Regions from separate parts of the Homo sapiens genome. Here all the other regions are linked to region 2. Evidence: chromatin contacts called from ENCODE Hi-C or POLR2A ChIA-PET data. All regions are on one chromosome and are shown on one strand. The core of a region is the stretch at or near the end of the contact, and the rest is flanking DNA. Distances in the headings are between cores, read along the strand shown. Region 1 overlaps ZCCHC14 (zinc finger CCHC-type containing 14). Region 2 overlaps JPH3 (junctophilin 3). Region 3 holds the start of MAP1LC3B (microtubule associated protein 1 light chain 3 beta).

Region 1 (3,108 bases), core at 404-2,903, 200 kb after region 2:
TGCCTCAGCCTCCCAAAGTGCTGGGATTACAGGTGTGAGCTCCCGGCCGCCCCTGAATTTATCTAGGCATTTGCTTACGCTCCACAGAAGGCAGTGGGGCTGACCAGGGAGGGAGGGGAAGGCGGCCACACTGGGGGCAGACTGGAAGTGGGTTGTAATGAGTGTCTGCGTGCAGATAGGTATTCGCTTTGAGATGGCAAAACCACATTACAGAAATGTGGGGAAAAGCTACTCTTCACTTCGCCACCGTACACAGCTGTTCCCATCACTTTCGATCGTTTAGTTTTAGTGTTTTCATTTCCATTTTAAACAAAACTGTCATCATGTTATGCATAGAATTTGTAATTTTCCAGTTAATATCCGAGGCTTTTTTCTTTTTTTCTTTTAAGTTCTGGGGTACGTGTGCAGGATGTGCAGGTTGTTACATAGGTAAATGTGTGCCATGATGTGTTGCTGCACCCATCAGCCCATCACTTAGGCGTAAGCCCGGCATGTGTGAGCTATTTATCCTGCTGCTCTATCAGCCTTTTTTCTTGTTGTGGTTTTTCGAATCACAGCGTCTAATGGCTGCAGAGTTGAGAGCGTGCTGAAATCTTTCCTGACCTTGACTCAGGCTGGTCACCCAGCCCCCGCACTAGCCCGGCCCCTCACTCCTTGTGCCTGGTCTTCCCTCTCTCCCAGGCTCCTCTTCTCAGCCTTCAGAGCCCGCGGAGCACATGGGGTCCAGGGCAGGAGTAGAGGGAGCCTCGCTGCGTCGCTCCTGGGCCCGGAGGTGCCCTGGCGGGGGGCCGCCACTGCCCAGGCTAGCCATTCTGCAGAGGGATGCGCCAACATTTGGAGCCTAGAATTGGAAATGCCTCTTTTATTTGAAAACAGCTGAATAACATTCATCTGCTTTTTCCCATTTTCCTGTCCAGATATGAAATATGACTGAGTCACTTCCTACTCTCAGTCCAGATGGGTTTTTTTTCCTTTTACTTTTTTCATAAACCCTAATATTATTCAGTCCTGGGACATGAGGTACACATGGTGTTTGTGGCCAGGGAGAATGCTGACTACATGTTTCTGTATTCATTGACACTATATGTTGTTTAAAAAAGTAAAATACATGGATTAGAGTGATGTCATTGTGGGAAGTTTTAGAAGTACTGCTTTAGAAAAACATAAAAGCTATGTATTTGCTGACAGTCTGACTGAGGAAGTCAGGCAGGAACAGCGTGTAGTTCCACTAAGTGAACATCAGCAGGGCTGTGTAGCCTCTAAATGTGCTGTGCTCTTTGTTTTGCCAGAAAGGAAATAAACATTTGTATTTTTTATAGTAATTCCTTCCTGTGAGGTGCTATTTTAAGCTTAAAGAACTCTAAAGCGAGTGGACTCCCGCATCCGTGAGATGCACGAGGTTCCCTGGAGGAGCAGGTGGTGCCGCTGGGAGCGCAGCGCCCGCTGCCTCGTGCTCCACGACCCTCACAGCACCTGCAGGGTGACCTGGGACGTGGCCGGGTGTTTGCAGCACACGCTGGGGAGCGAGCGAGGATGGTTGGTTCAGCGCAGGGTTGGCTGGCTCATTCTGCAGATACAGGGAGTCAGTGTCGTTGGCTCCAGGAGCAGGGTGGTGTCTGGCACAGCTCCTCAGCCATGGTATCACGGGGTGGCCACAGAGGACATGCAGATGAGGGGCATGTGGAGGCCCACAGAGCTGCTCACGGACGGGCGGGTGTTGGTTTAGACAGCGCTGTCTGGGAGCACACCGCCCAGCGTGGCAGCCACTAGCCTCCCATGGCTGCAGAACCCTCAGCGTGGTTCTTCAGGACAACTGGGGGTTGAACGTTTAATTTTATTCCTTCTTAATTAACTTAACTTGCCACGGGTGATTTGGGCAGTGCAGGCTTAGAACCATCCCCAGAGCGTGTGCACAGAGCAGGTCCTTGCTCTAGGAGAGGTTCGTGTATGTTAGGAGAAGAAGTTGCCAAAAAATGTGGGGAATCGTTTAAAAAATTATAATGTACTGTAGGACTTGTCAGAGTCCTTAATATCCTAATGTACATTGACAGTTTACAAGGAGTTTCTGAGATTTTTTTTTCCCAAAAAACGTCTTTTTTTTTTTTTTTTTTTTTTTTTGAGGCGAAGTCTCACTTTGTTGCCCAGGCTGGAGTGCAATGGCGCGATATCGGCTCACTGCAACCTCCGCCTCCCAGGTTCAAGCAATTCTCCTGCCTCAGCCTCCCGAGTAGCTGGGATTACAGGTGTCCGCCACTACACCCAGCTAATTTTTTGTCTTTTCAGTAGAGACAGGGATTCACCATGTTGGCCAGGCTGCTCTCGAACTCCTGACCTTGTGATTTGCCTGCCTCGGCCCCCCAAAGTGCTGGGATACCAGGCGTGAGCCACTGCTCCCAACCACCCCAAAAAACTTTTTGGCCATACGGTTTTTTGAGGTGGCCGTGACCTTGTGTGAGCACTGGCGCCCGTGGAGAGGGCTCTGGAGAACGGTGGTGCAGGAGACCAGGCGGTCTTTGGGTGCCTGCAGGAAGTGTCACATTCACAGTTCTGAGAAGTTGTGTTGAGTATTTCACGTTGGACAAAGTTAGATTCTACAAATTAGCAGACATCCCCGTCGCACGCGGCCAGGTGGCCTCCAGACCCAGCGAAGGCTGGTGGAGGAAGGAGGGAGAATGCTCCCGTAGCCTCTTTCCCAGTTATGTGTAAAGCTCGGCGTGGGGCTCCTGGCGCCTGGGAAGTGTGGAAGCTGGCAGAGCCGGGTGTGTTGGGCAGTGAGAAACTTCAGCGCTGGATCAGCGGGGCAGGCCTGCCTTGATGAGGCTGAGTCAGAAACTACAGCATGTTCGATACGCGGCTGTTTTATTTTGAGCAGATATTTGGGCTCATTTAAAAATAGTGCTTAAAACCTAATTGTATCATCTTATTTTTGATGAGAAAAACACGCACCAGTGTACGTGGAAAACGGGATGAGTAGGCTGATGCCTTCCGGGCTCCCTGGTGAGGCCGCTCATCCCTCTGGCTGTCCATCCCGTGCAGCTTCATTCACTGCAGCCCGGCTCTGCTCCCAGACGGTGCTATCTTCCTGACTCCCCCAGGACTGTTGTTCTG
Region 2 (3,036 bases), core at 174-2,673:
TGCCACTGCACTCCAGTCTGGGCAACAAGAGTGAAACCCCATCTCAAAAAAAAATTTTTTTTTTAAAGAAAAACACAAAACAGCACTGCTCTGACAACACAGAACACCAGCAGCCCCCGCACGGGGTGCTGGTCACACCCCCAACTGGAGCTCGGCATGGGAACACCACCCAGGAGGCCAGCATCTGGAATCCTTGAGCAAGAAGCCAACCCCGGGGGCACAGGGAGTCTGCTTTCCCTCGACATTCGCCCAGGGCACCACGAGGCGGAATGGCCTTCAAGCATAGACTCCAGTGGTGGCTGTTATCCCAGGGTTGTCCCCGAGAAAGTCCCAGATCTGGAAAGGAGAGCAGAAGGGCCTGTGAGTCACTAGGGTCTCACCCAGCTTTGTCTTTACAACTTCGGACTCCACGTCAGCGCAGCACGTGACTGGGTCCCATGACTCCGGGGGTCAGAGACATGCACACAGGACACACTTCAGGCCCAACACCGGCGCAAAATGAGAACAGACCCCGTACCACAAGCCTTCATTTAAAACACACACACACACACACACAAACACACACACTCTCTCTCTCTCTCTCTCTCCCCCATAACATGAACAGGTAAATCCAGAGACAGACGGATGATGGCCGGGGAGGAGCAGGAATGGCTGCTCACAGGGCTGGGGTTTTGGGGTGATGAAAGTGGCCTGCAACCTGATAGAGCTGATGATCAGAACCCCGTGAATGTGCTAGTGCCACTGAATTGCATATTGTAAAATGTGAATTTTATACTATGCCAATAAAACAACGTAGTGAGGTGAGGGTAGCAGAGCAGGGGGCGGAAGCACAGCGAAATAAAAATACAGATGTAAGATTTCCGACTCCTAAGATAAAAGAACGGCTGGTCAAATCCTAGGGGCTTTGAGAACACAGTCAGGGACCCAGGATCTCGCAGCAAACTCCCGTGGCCGACAGGGCCTTGTGGAGGCCTGACCCCCGTCATGCTGGAGCCTGGCCGGCAGTGCTGGGGAGCGTGTGGACCTGAAACCAGGCAGCCGCGTCCAGGCCCCACTGCGCTGCGCGTACTATGGCCGGGGAAGGTCAGTCACATCTCGGAGCTGAGTTAGTTTCCACACCTGTAAGATAGGGTGACAATCGCACCCACCTCTAGGTTTAAGCGACGCATGAACTGACGGAGCTCTGGCCATGCCTCCCGGCACAGTGTAATGAGGGTCGCCGGAGTCTTTCCTGCCCCGTGTTTGCAACTGCACGGTGTTGGATTTTTGCCCCTGGTGGGAACATAGCTCTGATTTTATAACTGATATCAGTAAGAAAAGGGGTTTGGCTACACGAAAGCACACGGCCTTCAGTTCTGCCGTGACTGCCTGCGTAGCCTGACCTCATCACCCCACAGCAGAGGGCACCAAAGCGCCGGGAACAGGCAGTGAGGGACAGGGCTTCCCCCAGACGGGAGCTCTGCGGGCTGGGCCTCCACGCTCGCCGCAGTTGCTCCTCTCCCTCGCTCCCTCGGTTGCTCAATAAAGCGACAGCCACTGTGACGGAGCTATTGAGCGCACACGCCTGCACCATCAGCTCGGCCACCCCCAGCCCTTTGCATTTATGCTTGATTAAGTAAACAAAAAGTCTGGGCTCAGTTCCTTGGCTGTGCCAGCAACACCCTAGTGCTTGGCGGCCAACCGCGGCTGAGGGCAACTGAGCTGAACGGCGCAGATGCAGGACGCCCCCGCCCCCACCCCACCCCAGGGCACGTGGTGGAGGCCTCTCCCAAGGTCAAGATCCAAGGCTGTGGGGGGCAAACCCAAGCCGCTGATTCCCAAAGCCTGTCCCATCGAACCTAACTGGTCACCTGCAGAACAGGCGGCTTGTGTGCATGAAGACAGGACCCAGTGTCGGGGGGACAAAGCTGCCCCGCAAGCTGCCCATCTCTGTGGGCCGCCGCGAGGGTCTGGCTCGGTCAGCACGGCCCCCAGAGCTAGATAATGTCCTGTCTGCTCCAGTTGCCCTGGCCCTGGGGCCCCGGAAGACACCCCAGAGGAAGGTGGGTTCGCAGGGTGCCCTGCTTCCTTCCAGACCCTCTCAGGAGGGTGTGGCTGCAGTGGATGTCGGTGCTGCCTCCGCACACAGGAGCCCCCGGCTCTGCTGCAGCCACCTCACCCACCGATGGCCCAAACACTGAGAGAGGAAGTCGGAAGACGTGGGTGGACCCCAGCTGAGGAACAAACCCCCTAAACCTTGCCCGTGAAACGCCGACTAGAACCACCACAGACTCGCAGAGAGCGGATGAGATGAGGCCGCCAGCAGGTGTCACTCGAGCCACAGCTGCGTCCCCACAGGGCTGTACCCCTCCCTTCCTGTTCTGCCAGGCTGGCATGGCCTGAGAAGCTGCATTCCTAATGCTCAAGGGACCCTGCTCGGAGATCCGCTGGGACAGTCACTCAGCGCCTGGCCTGCTTGGTCAGCAGCATTGTCTGGGTCCGAAAGCCAGAGCCCTGGGCCAGCACAGCCCCTCAGCCGGCCTTGTGGGTAAGTATGGCTGGCAGGCTCTTGCTGCTGCCTGTCTCTCACCAGGGCCTGCACATCTCACACCCTTGTTTCTTTTCCTCCTCTGAAGCCCCACCCGTCAGCTGACACTCTTCCCAAAACTTTAGTTTCGGAGCCCGGGGTCCCAGCTGGAGAGAGCGCAGCCCTCACCAGGTGCTCCACCTCCTCAGGGCCATGGACAGATGCCCCAGGTCAACACCTCCAAAGAGCACCTGAGAGGTCCCAGGGTGGGGCAAGGTGAACGCTTTGCTGGGAGGAGCAAGGAGCCCACTAAAGACCTGAGCTCATGGCCACAGCCCTGCCCAGGAGACACTCACTCATGTGCGGCCCCGACCCATGAGTTCTGGCAGGCAAAAGCCCCCACCCAGGCTCCCACTACTGTCCCAGAGTCCAGTGGAGGGAAAAGGGGAAACATTTCCATGGCTCCATGCAGGCGGAGGTCACCTTTCATCCACACACTACCCCGGGAGCTCAGCACTCTTACTGTGTCC
Region 3 (2,928 bases), core at 160-2,659, 240 kb after region 2:
AAGAAAATCTGTCTTTAATGCTGCTCTCAGGGCTCAATAAGCCTAGACACTACAGTAAAGAGTTCATTAAGGTGACTAACAAGAAAACTACTAACAAAAAAGGCACGTGTAAGTCTTGCTAACCAACGGACTGCCTCAAGAGGCTGTCTGAAAAGATATGCTTGGCAAGCTAAGGTCCATTTTAATTTGCTTAAGTTTCTCAGGCATAAGAAAAAAAATAATGGTCAATGAGACCTGCAAAACTATATCCAAACTCAAATGAATGCTAAACTCTTTCTAGACTCCGGGAAACTAGGCAAAAGCAGACAAACAGCACCACTGTGTGGGCTCCTGACGAGGATGGCGGCAGGCATTCGCAGTCCACCGCGATGAACACGGTGCTTCCCTTCCAAACCGGTGTCTGGAACTTAGGCAACAACAGATACCTGGATCTGCGGCGTTCTCTTGCTCAAGCGGGAAATAATCACTTCGCATCATCTGCGTGGAGTAAATATTGTGATGGTGACACCTGCACGTTTAACCAAATGCCAGCACACCTAAGCTGGGTTTCCAGTCTGAACCGGCAGAAAAGGGATGTATTCGGTATTCCTGGTGCCAAGGTGAGAACGTAATCGCAAACCCAAGAGAAGTCTCCCACCCCAGCTCCTGGGCTACAGACAGGAACTGGCAACACCGCTGTGGGCCGTCCCGGGCGCGGCGAGGCCGGGGCCCAGCACATTCCCCTCCTCTCGACCGAGGCACTGAGGTCTGTAAGAGGCACTCGCACCCGGGCGGGCTCCCTCGACGGGAAAACCAGCCCTGAAGGTGACGCGCTGGGTCCCGGCGCAGCCCCGCTTCAGAGCCGAACGGCCCAGCGCGGCCCCGGGGGCTGTTGGGCCCCAGAAGCGCGACCCTCGCCCGCAGCGCGCTTGCGGGGGCGGCGGTGGCCGGGGTACGGCAGGCACCCCGCCGCGGAGGGCGCGGGGTGATTCAGCAGGCCCGGGGCCCCGAGCGCACCGGCCCCCGCCCGCCCTCCGCCGGCTGCCTCCTCCCAGGCCTCCGAGAGGTCCGCAGGCCGCCCCGGCCCAGACCAGCCCCTGGCCCTCCCGGCTCGGTCCCGGCCTGGGTCCCTCACGGGGCCCCGGGCCCCGCATCCCTCGGCCCCGCCGGCCGGCAGCCACCGGCCCCGCTCGGCCTCCCGGCTCGGCCCCGACCCCTCACGGCGTCCCAGGCCCTGCCGCCCTCCACAGCTCGGACCCCGGCCCCGCCGCACCCGCCGCCCTCGCGGCGACACTCACCGAAGGTGCGGCGCTGCTTGAAGGTCTTCTCCGACGGCATGGTGCAGGGATCTGGGCGGCGGCGGCGGCGACGACGCGAGGGTCCCGGCGGCTCCCGGGGGCGGCGGCTGCTGCGGCGGCGAATCCGACTCTGGCGATAGCCACTTCCCTTGTATCTCCTCAGCCCGCAGCCTGGTCAGGTGACTCGCGACGCGTCACCGAGGGGCGGGGCCAGAGCCGGCCGGGGCCGCCGCCATGACGGGCGTGGCGGAACCCAGCAGCGGCACGCAGCGTGGGGGCGGAGCAGGTGTGTGCGCGTGCGCGATGGGCGAAACGCGCGCTCTGCGCATGCTCCCGGTCGTGCCCCAGCCCCGCCCAGCACCGCTGGGCGCCTGAGGCCCCTGAGGTGACGGTTGTGGGCTGGGCCGCACCCCGGGTCTGTGGGCGCTCGGGAGCCTGCTGCCCGGCCCTGAGGAGATGGCAGCGCGGGGCGGGGGAGGCTGAGCCACAGGCGGGGTGTCCCGGGGCACTCTTGAGGGAGGGGTCAGAGGAAGGGACATGGGGCAAATCCGACCATCCTTTCCCCTCCAGAGAGACTTGGTGGTGCTGCCCGAGACGCCGGCACCCGGGGCTGAGGCGCGCAGGGCAGGCCGCGCCGTCTCCGGGAGGCAGGGTCGCCGCTCGCCCGTGGAGCCCTGGCCCCCTCTGCGTGCAGGGGCGCGCGTGGTCCGTGGGTGGCTTCCGGGGAGTGGCCGCTGGTGACCTCCGCCCGCGGTCACTCGACGCCCAGCCTTGGCGCGTTTGCGCAACTGCTTTTGTCCCGAGCCTTCATTCTGGGCGCAGTCCCCTCTCCCAGTCCCCCTGCCGCGGCGCCTGGAACTCTCCTGGTGGCTGTAAGATTTTCCTACCGTTAGGTCGTCTGTGGCGACTGCCAGGCCTGCCCCACATCGCTAGCCGCCCTGTCTACCCCTCAGCCTCCCAGCCACTAAACTCGCTGGACAACCTTACGCTAGTGACAGTTTTTGAGTCTCAGACTCATCTGTGAAAGGGCAGTCATATTTGAGGACTCCAAATGGGCTGCAGTGCGTAAACCACCATGCGATATTTGGTTGCTATTGCCCACCTCAGCCTGTGGCCAATGTGTCTCTGTAGGAACAGCACTAGATTCTTTGGGGTTTTTTTGAGACAGGGTCTTGCTCTGTTGCCCAGCCTGGAATGCAGTGGCACGATCATAGCTCGCGGCGGCCTCGGTCGCCTGGGCTCAAGGGATCCTCCTGCCTCAGCCTCCCGAGAAGCTGGGAGTAGAGCCGGGATCTCGCTGTGTTGCCCGGGCTGGTCTTGAACTCCTGGCCTCAAGCAACCCTCCCGCCTCGGCCTCCTTAAGAGTTGGGATTACAGGCGTGAGCCACTGCTCCCGGCTATTTGGCTGTTTTTGTTCTTTAACATCTAATACTTTGAAAGAGCCCCATAGTTCCAGGATTTCTCCTTTTGACTTTGTAAAAGCCTTTCTTCTATCCCAATTGGATAAAGTAATTGGATTAGGCTAATACACTCTACACTGTAAGCTTGAATCATACAAAACATGAAAATAGCGGGGGGCGGTGGCTCCAAGCCTGTAAACCCAGCTCTCAGGGAGGCAGAGGCTGGGAGGATCGCTTGAGCCCAGGAGTTT

What was found. A loop is a pair of places that touch in the nucleus more often than their neighbours do. ChIA-PET counts read pairs that join two places held with the same protein, here RNA polymerase II (POLR2A). Pooled maps may share reads with other maps.
Region 1: a pooled map shows a loop between it and region 2 (4-fold over the local background). The contact joins two enhancer-like sites. A Hi-C loop is called at or near these places in 9 of 168 maps with a recorded cell type or tissue (adrenal gland, esophagus squamous epithelium, gastrocnemius medialis and 6 more) and 3 of 50 pooled maps. POLR2A ChIA-PET finds 5 or more read pairs at or near these places in 4 of 52 experiments (BJ, CD4-positive, alpha-beta T cell, activated CD8-positive, alpha-beta memory T cell and 1 more).
Region 3: a loop to region 2 is called in a map of CD8-positive, alpha-beta T cell, with 11 times the contacts of the local background. The contact joins the promoter of MAP1LC3B here to the enhancer-like site in region 2. A Hi-C loop is called at or near these places in 34 of 168 maps with a recorded cell type or tissue (A673, CD4-positive, alpha-beta T cell, CD4-positive, alpha-beta memory T cell and 23 more), 27 of 37 single-sample maps with no recorded cell type and 35 of 50 pooled maps. POLR2A ChIA-PET finds 5 or more read pairs at or near these places in 9 of 52 experiments (CD4-positive, alpha-beta T cell, CD8-positive, alpha-beta T cell, K562 and 5 more).

Annotation. Positions count from the first base shown.
Region 1 is chr16:87,434,001-87,437,108 of GRCh38, reverse strand. The region is part of intron 2 of ZCCHC14 (zinc finger CCHC-type containing 14); the gene reads left to right. Among named protein-coding and RNA genes, the nearest start is that of MAP1LC3B, 43 kb to the right of the region's middle. RefSeq lists an enhancer at 1,131-2,048. Within about 2 kb of position 1,653, at least 9 of the 41 ENCODE cell types and tissues checked have a DNase peak (open chromatin) inside an H3K27ac peak, as active enhancers do.
Region 2 is chr16:87,634,943-87,637,978 of GRCh38, reverse strand. All of the region lies in intron 1 of JPH3 (junctophilin 3), which reads right to left. Among named protein-coding and RNA genes, the nearest start is that of JPH3, 34 kb to the right of the region's middle. RefSeq lists an enhancer at 2,082-2,261. Within about 2 kb of position 1,423, at least 5 of the 41 ENCODE cell types and tissues checked have a DNase peak (open chromatin) inside an H3K27ac peak, as active enhancers do; they include CD8-positive, alpha-beta T cell, where a contact is called at or near this core.
Region 3 is chr16:87,390,817-87,393,744 of GRCh38, reverse strand. MAP1LC3B (microtubule associated protein 1 light chain 3 beta) reads right to left here and starts at 1,409. Exons shown (of 4, transcript NM_022818.5): 1 at 1,278-1,409. The coding sequence starts at 1,317. It also overlaps a transcript of FBXO31 not described here. RefSeq lists enhancers at 227-276, 1,493-2,451 and silencers at 897-1,026, 1,137-1,306, 1,327-1,976.